Linked DNA regions of Mus musculus: region 2 is linked to region 1. A link is a loop called in an ENCODE intact Hi-C map of the cell type or tissue named here. Cell type or tissue: left cerebral cortex. All regions are shown on one strand. Links, peaks and the distances in the headings refer to the core of each region. The heading gives the core; the rest is flanking DNA.

The links. A loop is a pair of places that touch in the nucleus more often than their neighbours do. Peaks named below come from ENCODE experiments on the same cell type or tissue, not always from the same donor. Only the 100,000 strongest peaks of a DNase experiment are listed, where the experiment ranks them.
Region 2: a loop joins it to region 1, with 2.9 times the contacts of the local background. A loop is called at or near these places in 3 of 42 quality-filtered maps.

What each region holds. Positions count from the first base shown.
Region 1 is chr12:34,662,063-34,667,451 of GRCm38, forward strand. The region is part of intron 3 of Hdac9 (histone deacetylase 9); the gene reads right to left. Among named protein-coding and RNA genes, the nearest start is that of Gm46347, 120 kb to the right of the region's middle. In left cerebral cortex, for the core only: a CTCF peak has its summit at 2,876 (motif pointing right); a DNase peak (open chromatin) is centred at 2,889.
Region 2 is chr12:34,781,052-34,786,440 of GRCm38, forward strand. The region is part of intron 3 of Hdac9 (histone deacetylase 9); the gene reads right to left. Gm46347 (a long non-coding RNA gene) reads right to left here. Exons shown (of 2, transcript XR_001780600.1): 1 at 1-5,389. Among named protein-coding and RNA genes, the nearest start is that of Gm46347, 4.0 kb to the right of the region's middle. In left cerebral cortex, for the core only: a CTCF peak has its summit at 5,086 (motif pointing right); a DNase peak (open chromatin) is centred at 2,739.

The DNA of each region.
Region 1 (5,389 bases), core at 252-5,251:
GTAACAATAAAAATAATTCTATGGTTGGGGGTCACAACATGAGGAACTATATAAAAGGGTCACAGCATTGGAACGGTTGAGAACGGCTGCTTTAGATCCACGATTATTTGAGCAGAATAAGAGTAAGCACAATTCACATGGAAGCTGTTGGACTTCCTTTTCCATTACATTTCGTGTCAATGTCTACCGAAGGACGCTTAAAGACAGACCATCCCTATACAGTCTTATAAAGTGACCCCTGGCTAAGCATCCTCAAAAAGTCCTGTTCAGATTGTCATAGTGTCAGGGCATCTTACTCAGTATTTTATGGCTTAGCAACCGAGCAAAAAGTGTGACCGGCGACTGCTCATTTTCCTTTCCTTTCTGGGAAGAGAGGGGAAACCATCTTCATTTGGAAACTTTTTAATATGTGTTTAAAATACTCACAGCTGTGTATTCTGGCAATTGTCGGGTGGAGCAAAGACTTTGTAGTGCTGTTAACTGGGACTGGCCTGGGGGGCGGGGGGCATTGCACTAACATGGTGAATTACTCTGTTTAGTTTGCTCTATAAAGAAGCAGTATAAAACATTTAGTCAGTATGATACAGAGAGCAAATATGAGCTATAGGTTTTGTTTGTTTTTGGTTTTGTTTTTAACCCTCCTGCCTATGGTAAGATGTTAAAAAGAAAATTAACTTTCCTAAGAGGGATCCTATTATGATTTGTCACAGACTCTCACATGAATTCCCCCTATGTTAGTCTAGTATGTTATCACAACAAAGTAGCCAAGACAAATTATAAAAAGCTAGCAGTTCTGAAGTAAAGAGAGATCAGCCCTAGTTCTTGGGCCTACATGGTATGCACTCACTGATAACTGGATATTAGCCCAGATGTTCAGAATACCCAAGATACAATTCACAGACCACATGAAGCTCAAGAAAAAGGAAGACCAAAGTGTGGATGCTTCAGTCCTTCTTAGAAAAGCCTATGAGAGGAGATATAAAGACAGAGTTCGGAGCAGAGACTGAAGGAAAGGCCATCCAGTGACTGTCCTGCCTGGTGATCCATCCCATATACAGTTACCAAACCCAGACACTATTGTGGATGCCAACAAGTGCTTGCTGACAGTAGCCTGATATAGCTGTCTCCTGAGAGGCTCTGCCAGTGCCTGACAAATACAGAAGTGGAAGTTCACAGCCATCCATTAGACTGAGCACAGGGTCCCCAGTGGAGGAGCTAGAGGAAGAACTCAAGGAACTGAAGGAGTTTGCAGCCCCATAGCAGGAACAACAATATGAACCAACCAGTACCCCCAGACCTCCCAGGGACTAAACCATCAACCAAAGAGTACACATGGAGTGACTCAAGGCTTCAGCCATATATGTATCAGAGGATGGCCTTGTCTGGAATCAATGGGAGGAGAGGTCCTTGGCCTTGTGAAGGCTCGATGCCACAGTGTAGGGGAATGTCAGGACAGGGAAGTGGAAATGGGTGGTTTAGTGAGCATGGGGAGGGGGAATGGGCTAGTGGGGTATTCGGAGGGGAAATGAGGAAAGGGGATAAAAATTTGACATGTAAATAAAGAAAATATCTAATAAAATGAAAAAAAGAGAAAAGTCAAAACAAAAAGAAAAAAAAAAAAAGAGAGAGTTTCCAGGACAACTTTCCAAGGAGCAGGTGTTGCAGGAAATACAGGGACCAGCAGCAGAAATCCTGAGAGACAGAGGTATCACAACCTTCTAGGAGATATGCCCTGGTGATCTGAGGACATCCCACATCCCTTGCCTTCCTCCAAAGCCACTGGGAGGAGGCTAAGTCATGTCCTATTGGGTGGCACACATGTAAAACACAGCAGCCCATCAGTTAACAGAAATTGGGGAGACTTTGAAAAACAGGAAGAGACACCAAATGAGTGACTCAGGACGCAAAAAACAAACAAACAAACAAAAGCAGAAGAGACCTAACAAATCAAAGCCCCGAACTCTTACCTCTGGGTTCCCAGATAACAATGGGAAACTTCAACCTGCTCTTGCTGTGAGATTGCAATGAATGTTAGCAGGTCCTTTTCAAATGCAGGTAGGAAAATAACTCCATTAACTATTGCTAATAAGAAGCAATCATCTAACGTTTTTAGATAGGACAGTTTGTTAAGAGTCTATCCAATGTTCTATTTCTAATTTAAATGAAAAAGGCATTTTCACGACAAGAGAAAGAACAAACTCTTCTTCAAACTAAAGAGAAGGGTCTTCGTAAGACATTCACACCCATTCTTTAATTCAACTTAATGGTAGAAAGGAAAAGAAAAATGAGAGATAGAAGTTGACACTTCAAATAAATGCAGGGCTATAAAAGTTAAAACAGAAAGTGACAATTTCTGAGATCTAAATGGCCACAATTCTTTTATGTTGAAGCAGCCACAAAGAAGAATGCTGATGAGGACTGCCTGTCTCTGAGCGCTGTCAAATTAAATGTATTTTGAAATCATCTCATTTAATGTATTGCCACATCAAACTATCAATTTCAAACATTTTATGGATTCTTTTTCGATGCAAACATTTTCGTTTCCTTTTTTATAACACAATTACTGCTATTTTAGGAGGATGAAAGAAACTTTCTTAATTATGGATGAGAACATAACTTTTTTTAGCAAATGATTTGTAATTAAACCAATTACGTTTAGTATTCACGAACTCAGAATGTCTCTTCTGTATGTACGAAATTAGCATTGGTCTACTCTAGTCTCCTTTGGCAAACTCTTAGAGGGGAAATGACTTCCTAAAAACTTTGGAAAACCTACCTTAAGTCTCAAGAGATTGCTGCAGCATTTGGAACATGAACGCTGCTCTTTGAGCCTTTTTAAGAGAACCCTAAGTGAAAAGAAGCCCTGACTCATGACGCCAGGAGCCACCAGGGGGAGTCAAATCCTCAAAACATAAGTGAAGGAACAGGCTGAATGACGCACCAATCAGGAAAGATGGGCTGAGACAGGTGATGGTTATAAGGTCAAAACAAGGGGCTGATAGAACATTTTAGCCTGAGAGGAAAAAGAAAAAAAATGACCTGATGCATTCATCTTGAGAAGAACATATTCACCTCTTTCTATGAAAAGTCCCAGAGTACAATAAACTAAGAGGTGCTTCTCTGCTAACCCAGTAATTCTTATAGGGAGAGGGCGCTGGCTTTAACCTCCTGTTGTCTACAGCCTCTGAATCAGACCCTGTTCTAACACATGAGAGGGACGAAGGATTAGCCTGATCTGCAAGAATTAACAACTTCCACACACAGGAAGGAGACATTTCTGAGAACAATAAAGAGGCCAGCAAAGATATCCAGCAACAGAATAAATGTGTTCCTGTATATACAGTTTCAACTCAACATGGCATGTGCATTCTACAAAAAGTGAAATTACAGAATGGATACAGTCTACAAAACAGGAATTCTGACTTTAAGAAGAGTACCTTTTCAGATGGGGGAATTACCTAAGTATCTGATTAAAACCCTACTGTCCACATCTTCAGGACACAGGCCAGGGCGAGTACACTCAGTTGCTTTCTGACCTGGCCTTCTCTAGGATGGAACCCTGTTCAGATCCTTCCTATTCAAAGATATTCTGATGCAGAAGTTCTAGAAAATACACACGGAATTTGGTCAGGACTCGATTCAATAGTTAACTGAATAAAATAGGGTTGCTCTGACCAATTTTTAGACCATATTAAACTGTTTATCGGATTAGTAGGCTCATGAAGATAAACACAATATTTTCCCACTTTTAGTAAAATAAAACTATGATTCATCTTAGTAAAAATAAATACATATAAAACTGTTAACTTACTGAGGAAAAATTTTTCCTTAAGAAAAAGGAGATATAGTATAGATCAAATATACATTAAATCACTTTGCTTGAATCAAATGAAAAAATGTAGAGACAGGAAAAGAGGTATAAAACAAGGTAGAAATTTATTTCTTTTTTATATTTTTCTAGATCTTTAAAAAAGTTAGGGCTGGAGAGATGGCTCAGCTGTTGAGAGCACCGACTGCTCTTCTGGGGATCCTGAGTTCAATTCCCAGAAACCACATGGTGGCTCACAACCATCCATAATGGGATCTGATGCCCTCTTCTGCTGTGTCTGAAGAGAGCAATGGTGTACTCATACACATAAAATAAAGAAATAAATCTTTTTTTTAAAATGTTAAACATAGTCTACTTTATTTGAATTTAAATGCAGTTTTAAGACAAATACTGACACATGAAGTTATAAAATTATAGTTATTATGGGGTGTATTGTAATATTTTGGTGCACATATTTATGGTATAGCATGTAAATCTGTTTAAATGCACTTGCTACCTCTAAAAAGCTTCAGGTAGTCATGGTCAAACATGCAATTCCTTTCTTGTAGATTTCTGAAATGCAAGTACAGTAGAGCTATGAGCAGCAAGACCAATCTGCATGGGTACCTGGGACTCCCTGCTCTTACTTTACTGTGAACAGCACTTTCTGAACAACCTTGTGTTTAAAGTGAACATGGATTTCAGCAGAGCTGAACATATCAGGCACAAAGGCAGGTTGGGTCACATAGTTACACTCTGTTTTAGAAATAAATGAAGAAACAAACAAAATAGAAACATTAACAACAGAAAAAAATATTTGCTGTCTTTATATAAAGACATATGGTCTTTCTCTCCTGTTCTGTATAAACATTTAGATTATTTAATAGAAACAGAAGTTCAATGAAGTAGATATACATTTTGGAGTAAGAAAGCTCTTCAGTTTACCCCCTAAAATAATGATAAAACACAACATTATAAAGAGAGGAATATATAAATAGTTATATGTATTCATCCAGAGCTTTATAGTGTTCTTGAAATTGGAAATGAGAGAAAGCATAACTATAATAGATATTTTATAGATGAGAGAATAGAAGGGTAGGGATGAAATAACTCAGTTTCCTGACATCACACATCACAGAAGAGAATGGCAGATAGAACCTTATTCTTACAATACAAAAGTGGTCATCAGTCAGAAGTCTTCACTGTCTACTTAGGATCACTAACCTTTTTTCCATTCTACTTTAAACAATGGAAAAATAGAGAAATCATTTAAAGTATAATTTTTAAGAGAATGGATACTGGCTACATAGATACAGTTATCAATTTTATATGACACATAGTTCTAATCTGATGCACTGAAATATTCGTCAGCAAGTGGAAACCAACAGCCCTCAGCAGACTCCTATAAACAAAGACAGTCAGAGACAGAGGCAAGTGAAAAACAAAAAGCCCAAACATAAAGCAACAGGCAGCAGCAAGGTGCTCGTTAGCAGGGGGAGCAGAAACATCCCAGAGAAAACTGGCATGGCAGTTCCTGAGGATCCAAGATGCCACAAAGAACTGGTACTACCAGAGAGAGGA
Region 2 (5,389 bases), core at 236-5,235, 120 kb after region 1:
GTAGATTACTGGGCCATGCCTGACAGAAATCCACCTTGCCTTCCTCAGCACCCACTCTGTCTCCCTGATGCCTCCTTTCTCAGCCACCACACATGTGAACCCCTGCTCCACTGCTCCTCCCCTGGTAGTACCAGCCTCACTGTGCCTGAAAAACTTTGGAGCCAATCAAGCATGAGTTGAGACCTGGGAAACCATGGAGAATATTTCTCCTCCTTTGAATTTGTTCCTCTAAGATATTTGTTACAGCAATGCAAAATCTAACATTTTCCCATAAATCGGAGAACATGTGCGATATAAACAGCATCACCTAGTAAACAGAAGCAGGAAACATTCTATGTTCTTTAAAAACCCTGTGGGCACATTTATTACATAACTGCATTTATCAGAGCTCGAGTGCGTACACACACACACACACACACACACACACACACACACACATATACACACACTTAAGTACTTAGAGCTTATATCAAAAGATAAGAAATCTAATTAAACTTACAGGTATCCTGGCTTCATACAAATGCACTCAGCAGTATTTCAAGTAAACATACATCCTCGAGTCTTAATGTCTGTTTTCCCTTCAAGGCAAAATGTACAGAATTGCTCAGGTGCTCAGCGCTGCCCTTTCCGTCAACCTGGTCCTTGCACACCGCTGACAGGTCTTTGTCTCTGGAGCCTAGCTTTCCCTCCTTCTGCACATGGAATGATCCTTGAAACCCTTTGAGTCTTCCTAACCAAAGGCATTCACAACCTGACGGTGACTCAGAGCCCACTCTGAACTAGCCACTGCTCATGTTGCTGTGCCTCTCCAGTCTGTCTCACAGTTTAGACTATAGCCAGCTATACAAAACTGCTGAGTTCCACACATGGCAGGTGTGCAAGAGCTCTTTCTTCTTGCCATAACTCCCTCCTGACTACTTCAGCTTCAGGAACACTGCCACTGAATTCTGAGGTCAAGCTAAGTTCCACAGTACTCCAGACTTCCTTTCTCCTAAACCCCAGCTTGGACACACAAGGGTTGTCAGGTGTTGGAAACTGGGGAATAGTTCTACCCACTCTGGGATTGAGTGTAGTCATTCTTGGCTATATGGGGGATATTATAAAATGTTCTCAGATGCCAACATCTACACATAAAATGATACCTGTATATAACTTTAAGCATCCTTCCTTATTCTTTAGCTCACTAGGCATCATGGGTAATATAGTGCTACACTGCCACCATGCACCACTGTAAGGCTTGGGCACAGCTATGAGATGGAGTCTACAGAAACATGCACAGTTGCAATCGTCATAGGCCTACTTTTGATCCTGTGTTGGTTGAATCTGCTGATACGGGACCTATAGATATGAAAGGTCAGTATGTTTAAAAGGTCCACTTGTTATCTGACCCAGATACCAGGAGAACCATCCGCAGGCCCTGCTTTGCTTAGTTAGCTCATCAACCATTCTGTTTTCATTGATTTGTAGTTTATTCAGACATCAGATAAGACCATCATGTAATTTTTACTAGGCATTCTCTCAAAATTATCAATGTATAGCTATATACTGCCTTTGATGGTAATTTTTAATGTTAGTCTTATTGTCTAATATACCCTACTAATAGTCAGTTCTTTATAATTAAGTGTATTGAGTAATATACAAAGAACAGATATATAATTAGAACCTATACCATCATTAAATCCAGTATTTTTCGTTACTGCCACTAATTAAGTTGTAGTTACTTGAAATAACCCACACATCATTACCTTAGTAAATTTTAAACTCTTGATATCATTGAGACATATCTTGGACATGCACAAGATAGGGTAAGGTATTTAAATACATTCAAAATTGGACACAAAATATCTAGCACATTAAGAGTTCACAAATTTGCAAATCTTTCTCCTCCATTAGTTGGTTGAAAATATTATACATTTAGAAAGTAGTTCAAAAAAAGCTATTTTAAACATAACATGTCCAGTTTATAAAGTACAGTGTGCTATGGAAAGAACAGTTCAACATACATGGATGGAGGTAAGCTGGCATCTTAGAAAATGGAATATTTGGTTAATGAATTGCTACACATGGGGAGTTTCCAGTATTCTCATCTTTGATTTAAAATTCTTAATGAGCATAAAAGAACACATGTCAACATTCTACATGTTGTAAGGAAATTTTATGGAATTTCTATTTTCTGTTTAAGCATACCATTTTAAAATGATGAATTCAGCCTCTTAGATGACTTTATATTTCATATCAAACAACAAGCTCACTGTTTCATAATATGAATATAACTGAAATCTTAACAGAAAAATATAAATCCTCTGTTGGAAAAGTCTGCTAGGATATTGCTTGTCTCTTGTATCTAAGTGAGGCCTGTCCACAGCCTATTTTTTGTTGGCTCAAATGTATTTAAGAATGCATGTATATTTGTGAAGCACAGCTAAGCTCATTAAGAGGATTTGTCTCTAGACTGAATGGAAGAACAGTCTATGACAATAATTCTATCATGGAAAGCATGTTGAAGGGTTATGGATCAAACGTGTTCTTTTATATTTTTGACATAGAGAAAAATACTGCATAGATTATTATAAATGGGGACCTGAGTTTCACAGGACAGAAACAAAATGAACAGTAAGCGGGAGACTTTGGGGAGATATTTTTAAACAGGAGGTTTTGCAAGCTCCAAATTTAGCTTCAGAAAAAAAGGGGTAGTGCAAGCGTGAAGCCTGCGGTCACTCTGGAGGTCAGGGTGCGACTTCTCTGTGCACCTATATAAGGATAAACGAAAGCTTCAGAAATGCACGAAGCAGGAACCCTCTAGTTCTGTTATTCACTTTCAGTCAGGCCATGAAGTAGTCCACTGTTCTGTGAGGAAACCTTCCAAACACACAACTAACATGGCCTGCTGAAGGCAAGGCAACAACTTTACATAGCTACAGAGTGGTTTAAAAAGGATCAGGAGGTTTGGCTTGGTTTTGTTAGCCAAGGAAGGACTTGTATCAGTGATTTTTACCACCTTTCAATTTCCTGGGCAGTTTGGTGTGTGTGTGGGGGGGGGGGCGGTGTTTTAATTCAATGTCACTTGTGTTGACCTGTTAATCTAACCTTCATCATTCTTTCTGCTCCTTCCGGCTTCCGGCTTCCGGCTTCCGGCTTCCGGCTTCCACTGGCTGGCTTCCATTACTGTAATTACGATCTACTCTCACACTTCCTTAGAAATCCCATTTCTAATAAACTCTCCACTCACTTCTATTTCTACAGATCTTGATCACACTTTGCACAGAAAGCCCTCCCTTCCCTTGGTGGTCTGTGACAGAGCAGTGATGAGAGGAACACTAGGAAGGAGCCTCACATGTGCACCTCGGCTCCACTGAACCCAGAGAATGCCAGCCCTTCCCACAAGCCGCACAAGGCTAAAACTGGAGGGAAACCAAGCTCATGATACAAGTCAGTCTACACTGACAACTTAAAGGTGGCCTTCTGTCTATTTCTGGAGTACTTTGTGACTTCAAGCTTGCTTTTGGAGAAGTATGGCCCCTGAACAACCATTATTGTTCTAGATGTAATTTGAGATGGATGTACAGAAAGCAATCTGCCAATAAGCATGAACCATGTGTATAGAAGACTAGACATTCAGATGCTGACAACTCATTCGTCATTGTCTTTGGCACACAGAACAGTCTTTGCTTGATGATACTGAGAGCACAAAAAGAGGTTATGAATGAGAAAAGCATTCAAGTTTTCTTCTTAAATATTATTGACAATTCACACCTGCTATCAAGACAACATACATTTCAATAATGATTGGGACAATTCATATGTAACATAAGAATATACTTAGAATAGAATGTTGAAAATCTACAAGTCAACTCCACAATTTATTTAAAATGTGAACAAAGAGGCATATAGCACTATATACAGAGAGAGGTCAGTAGAACAGGACTACTAACTGTACTATCACCAATAGTATAATTATAAAGTCCTTTGAAGGGAAAATTTTTACCCTGAAGTTAAGATATTGATTCTGGAAGGAAACACTTTCAATAACAGTCATTAGATTTTTTTAAAAGAAAAATAATGAGGAAATCTTCCCTTCAAAAGCATAAAAATAAAGTATTCTAAAAACCAGTGAAACTTAATTCATGTGGTGCTTGATCAATGTAACTTAAGCACTATAATACCAGACAAGCATAAGGCAAGTACTATATTAAAAACAGGGAGTCATTTATAAATTTTAGAGGCCCTTGCAAGATAAATTAATGTATTATCAGATGATAATAAGGCAAGTAAACTTCCTGTCAATTAAGGAGTATGAGATTTTTTTAAACAAAAATGTGGAAATATTAAAGGAGATTTTGTTGCTTGTATAATAATCTTAAAGTTTTGGTGATACTGAACTCTTGATTCTGCAAGTGAATGTGGAAGCCACAAGCAAAAAGAACAGCGTGTGAATATCAACCTTTGGGTACTTGTACAATAAAAATCACAGCATAGGTAAGACATAAGGTTTGTAAATATTTACAGCAAATAGTTTAAATTATACACTTAATGATGTTGAAATAGGGAAACAAATAATAAAAATCTGGCAACTGACATGAAAAATCACAAACAGAGATGATTTTTCAAGAGTAAATTCCAGTTTTGTAGTTTGTGTGTGTGTGTGTGTGTGTGTGTGTGTGTGTGTGTGTGTGTGTGTGTGTGTGTGTGTGTGTGTGTGATGTTGGTGTGAGAGTGGGAGCATGTTTGTTTGGGTGAGTAGGTATGCGTGTCTCTGTGTGTGTGGTGTTTCTGTAAGGATGGAAGAATGTTTATTTGAGTGAGTAGAGGTGTGTGTGTAGTGTGTGTGTAGTGTGTGTGTGTGTGTTTCTATGCAAATTCATCAGCTCTATTTTCTTATCTATGAAAAAACTGTCTTTTTTTTAAAAGATTTATTTATTAATGTATATGAGTACACTGTAGTTATGTAGATAGTTGTGAGCCTTCGTGTGAATTTTGGTAATTAAACTTTAGGACCTCTGCTCTCTTCGGTCAGCCCTGCTTGCTCAGTCCCAGATTGCTCCAGCCCAAAGATTTTATTTATTATTATACATAGGTACACTGTAGCTGTCTTCAGAGGGACCAGAAGAGGGCGTCAGATCTCATTACAGATGTTTGTGAGCCACCATGTAGTAGCTGGGATTTGAACTCAAGACCTTCAGGAAGAGCAGTCAGTGCTCTTATGTGCTGAGCCATCTTGCCAGCCCACTTTCTAATGTAATACTGATAGGTAAATAAATTTTAAAATGATAAAATCTTCTAAGGAATAATTTATACTTAAGGCATATGGAAATCTAAAATAAGTATTGCCTTAACAACTCTATTTGTATAAATGATTCTTTGTATAAGTATACATATTTACATATGTTTA